Regions from separate parts of the Mus musculus genome. Here region 2 is linked to region 1. A link is a loop called in an ENCODE intact Hi-C map of the cell type or tissue named here. Cell type or tissue: left cerebral cortex. All regions are shown on one strand.

Region 1 (2,500 bases):
CAAACGGAAACTCCTTTTTCCTGAAACACACAAGGGAGATTATTTCCACTGCACTCTGTGTGAATGTTCCCTCCCGTGCAGCATGTGCACAGAAGTGCATACATGACTATATATGTACACACATATAATTAGTGCCAATTACTTTAAGGGCTTCTGAGATACAATAAAGACAATGATTACTACATATTGGCAACACATATCCCCAATAGAAAAAAGCAAGCTTCTTTGTCATTGTAAATAATGAAGCAGTTCAGTTACTGAACCATAGTGATTTCATGCCATTTTTTTAGAGCTAAGTCCATTTCAGAATCAGCTATTATACACAGATATCTATACAAATCATTGTAAAAACAAAAGGTCTTTTAATTTATCTGGTTCACAAAAGAACAAGTTCAAATCATTTTGTATAGGAAAGAAAACCAACCCCATTAAAATAACTTAGACGTATTTAAAAGTAACTCTTTTAAGATAGGTTTTACAATGCTTGTAAAACCAGAGACAACTGCATGCTTTTCTTGACACTAACATCCTACTGATTACCTTTGTGTTCCAAAATCTGACCATTTGTTTGAATATGAACATTAAGATTGTTAAACTGCCTCTAGAAGCTGGGGCTGTCGTCAGCTGGTGGAGTCCTTGGGTGAAGTCTCCAGTGTCATATAAACCATGCCTGCAATCTCAACACTCGCGAAGTGGACGCAGCAAACTAGGAAACTGAAAATCATGCTCAGCTTCACAGTACGTCAAGGCCAGCCTGAGACTCTTTCTAAAAACCACAAAGCACATACATACATACATACATGCAATCTAATCAACAAGAAACAATGATGAGCTGGATATGGTAATCTATACGCCTATAAACACAACACAGACCACAAACAGGAAAACTGTGAGTCTGAGTGTTAGGAGTGCAAGCCTAGACTATACAGTAAGGCTAAGGCTGTACACAAACACACACACACACACACACACACACACACACACACACAGACACATACATCACACAGAGAACACATACAGAAGCACACACACAGACGCATACATAGAAGAACACACACATGGAAGCACACACACTCATAGAAACAGAGAAGCATACATAGAAAACACACACACACATAGAAGCACACACAGAAGCATACATAGAACATGAACACACACACATAGAATATATTGATGAAAACTGCTGGGCTGGAGAGATGCAAGAGCACTGACAGCTCTTCTGAAGTGAAAATCCCAGCAACCATATAGTGGCTCACAACTATCCATAACGGGATCTGACGCCCTCTTCTGGTGTGTCTGAAGACAGCTACAATGTACTTACATATAACAATAAATAAATAAATAAATAAATAAATCTTTAAAAAGAAAAGAAAACTGCAAGTCATTGGGCTAAAGTAAACTGTCCTCCCAAATACCATACATAAACCAGTTTTTGAAGGTAAAGAATTTCTAAATATTTCCTTCTACTAAACTTATATCAAGATACAATGGTACCTACCTATTGGCAATGAACACAGAACATTGAATGATCCATTTACCTGTGCCTCCACAGCCAACAGCTAAAAGCACCAAGCAGCTGACCATGCATGTGCAGAAATTCTCCTGCTGTCATCTGAAGGCCTCAGCACAGCCTGGACTCCAAAAGCACCATTTCCTCTTATATAAAGCTCCACACCAAAGAAAAATTCAAGTGCTCAGTTTTCCCAGTTCTATCACCATAACTATTTGACTTGCAGGGGAACTAAGGTAACAAAGGTCCCTACAATTACCTGGCATGCTACCTGTGGACAGTCAGCAATATTGCTCCAATCCCCTGTGACTTCTTGATACTTTTAATACTTTTTCAAAGACTCCTAGCCAGCACACTATTTGGAAGCAAAAACAAACAAATGCCCTTTGATTTATTATGTTATTTTTAATGTCTAATAAGATATAAGTGACTATAAGAAAAGCAAAGAAGCCAGGCATGATCCCAGCATTTGAGAGACAGAGGCGGGTGATCTCTATGAGGTCAAAGCCAGCCTGGTCTACACAAGGAGTTCCAGTCAAGCCAGAACTTCAGTGAGACCCTGTATCAAAAGAAGAAAACAAAGAACAGAGGTTCAAAACACATAAGCACAAATGAACTCCATGTAAAGCAAACAAACAACAAAGAACTAAACCATAATGGCCAAATCTAGACACATATTCATGATACCCTGAATGAGGAACAAATGGCATAGGTAAAAACTTTTACAAAGTAGCTTTTATGGGCTGGGAAGATAGCTCAGTGTGATAGCTCAGTGTGATGGTTAGTATATTCTTGGACCAGGGAGTGGCACCTTTTGGAGGTGTGGCCTTGTTGGAATTGGTGTGACCTGGTTAAAGTAAGTGTATCACTGTGAATGTGGGCATAAGATCCTCACCCTAGTTGCCTGGAAGTCAGTCTTCCACTAGCAGCCTTTGGATGAAGACATAGAACTCTCAGATCCTCCTGCACCATGCCTGGCTGGATGCTGCC
Region 2 (2,500 bases), 620 kb after region 1:
AAAGAAGTTGAAAAATCTCCACTGGAACTGTGTTTAAGAATAGGGGCTCTAGGAAAAGCAACTTCCAGGCTTCCTCCTGGGGATATCTTGACTCCCCCTGTTCTAACCCTGTGCCTTCTTCCTTCTTTAATGTTGGAGGTGGGGTGAGATGCCCTAGTGTAGATATCCTTTGGGCAGCCTAAATGCAAATCACCCCTATTCCTTTTCCATTAGCACTTTCTTGACTTCCAAAGTCCATCAACAAAGCATACTGTTTACAAATGTTCTAAGGATACTGTCAGAAGAAGCTGAAGTTGAGATAATCTACCCATACCCAGATAAAATCTCACTTTCTAAAAACAAAAAAACAAAAGTGCTCAGAACAACATAGGAATCCAGTGCATGGTAAAAATCCACACAGCAGTCCAAAAAATGGTGCTGTGAAATTCTCACTTGCTGGCTACTTCTAAGTGCTTGTTCCTATATTAAACAGCCATTTACCAACTACCCATTTTCCAAAATATCCTTAAAACAACCATATATAGTAACATTCTGTTCAGAAATAACAACTGCTTAAGGTTTGGGTTGTTGCGGCTTGTTCCTTCTGGAAAACTACACTTATTAGAATTAGGGAACTTAACAGCAAAGGTTGTTCTAGTGTTTATCCATTAAATGATGTTTTCTGGAGGAGTTCATGTGGCAAGGTGATAACTTAATAACTATTGGCAAAAAATTGTCACTGTTTCTATAGAACTGTACTCAAGCAGAATAGATAATGATTACTCGTGCTTGGATTCTGGAACTTGTGGAATCTGCTTTCTGAAAATGCCTTTTGGAGTCTGCAGGCAGCACTGGCAAGGATAAAAAGGAAAAAGAAAACGTTTTGCTGGCAATTTACAAAGTACAACTAGCTCTTGGAACCCCACGGTATGGTGCAGCAAAATGCACAGCCCCGCTGGTGACATCAGATTACAGCCTTGAGAATGGGTGTGGGAAGCAGGCCAGGACATAGCTGTCACTGGTCACTAACACTGAATAAGCTGAGGAAGGGGCAGCCCACAGATTCCTGATTCTTTTTCCTTACGCCATGCCAATTTTTTTTTTTTTTAATTCTTTGAGAAACCAGTGGGCGGGCACAGATGGGAAGTGGGAAGCTGCAAAGGGAAAGAAGATGGTACAGAGAAGAGTGCTGAGCCAGGCGCTCCTCTGCAAGTGCATCCTCCAAGATCCAGATGGCATGGCCTTTCTTTGCTATTGCCACCTGGCACCACTGCCTCTTCAGCGCCCCCTATCTGCTGTCAGGACCATATGACCATAATTGATACCAAGTTACCCTTTATCAATTTGCAAACCCAAAGGCCAGAGCTCAAACAGCAACCTGTGAGGTATTCTGTTAACACAATAAATGTTTTAAAAGAGCAACATGTTTTAAAAGAACCTGTTAGAGTGCCAACTTCCAAGAAATGCAAACTCTACTTAGGGGAATGCTCCTTTACCTATGCAGCAGAATTTAAAGCAGTCTTTCCCTAATGAGTTGTCAGCAAATGTCACCTGCTTTAAAAAGTTAGCGGCTGGGAAGGGAGAAGCTGCTATGTTCTGAGCTGTGTGTTTTCAAAGCTTAGAATGGATGAGGCCCCTGTTCTCTTTTTATGCATGTGAGTTAGCTCTGAATCAGAGAGCTGTACAGTGACACTTGAGGGTGAGCTGTAACATCTCCTCTTTATAGAATACAACTTATTAAAGAGGAGGAGGAAGAAGAGGAGGAGGAGGAGGAGACTACAAAGACAAGGCTCTACAGGACACTGCCAAAGAGATGAACTCAGGGAACTCTTGTGCAGCTCACTGGGACTTTTGTCCTTGCTAGGAACCTCTCCCAGATCCAGGCTGGTGACTCGTGCATAAAAGACAATTTTTTCCACTCACAGAGTTTGCAGTCTAGTTACTAAAGCACTAATACAAAAAAACAAAAAAACAAACAAACCAAAAAAAAAAAAAAAAAAAACCCCTAAAGAGCAAATACAACACAACACTGAGGTGCTATTTTAGAAAGAGGGGCTAAAGTGCTCCAGAGCCAATATCATTGGGCTCTACCTCTCCAGGGCACTTTGCAGGGCTTCTCTAGAAGGCTGATATTTCATTGGAGATAATGAAAGTGGTAAGAACCAACTGGCAAAGGGGATTCTCTCCCAACCCACCCATGGCATGTGACAAGAATCCAGAGCAAGAAAGGCAGTGGCTGGAATGGACGTGTGTGAAACCAAGCCCTGGCGACACTGCCAGAGGCTTCACACCACTGCCAGGGGCTTCACACCAGCTGGGTTCTTACTCTCTGTGACTGTGACTTGAAAGGGAAATACCGGGACGTAGGATCGGGAATGGAAAGGAGGCACTTTCGTGGAGCTATTGAATTCTACAACATATGGTAACTATAAGGGAGATTACTGTTGGGACCTATGGGAATGCAACATAAATGACTAGCCTAAAACAAACCTGCATAGAACTACTTAGCACTCTGTCACTG

What was found. Peaks named below come from ENCODE experiments on the same cell type or tissue, not always from the same donor. Only the 100,000 strongest peaks of a DNase experiment are listed, where the experiment ranks them.
Region 2: it touches region 1 in a loop (3-fold over the local background); 1 of 42 quality-filtered maps calls a loop at or near these places.

Annotation. Positions count from the first base shown.
Region 1 is chr1:7,098,244-7,100,743 of GRCm38, reverse strand. The region is part of intron 1 of Pcmtd1 (protein-L-isoaspartate (D-aspartate) O-methyltransferase domain containing 1); the gene reads right to left. Among named protein-coding and RNA genes, the nearest start is that of Pcmtd1, 11 kb to the right of the region's middle. In left cerebral cortex, a CTCF peak has its summit at 1,286 (motif pointing left); no DNase peak of the experiment used is centred here.
Region 2 is chr1:6,482,219-6,484,718 of GRCm38, reverse strand. No RefSeq gene overlaps it. Among named protein-coding and RNA genes, the nearest start is that of Alkal1, 120 kb to the right of the region's middle. In left cerebral cortex, a CTCF peak has its summit at 1,272; a DNase peak (open chromatin) is centred at 1,075; H3K27ac peaks cover 530 bases.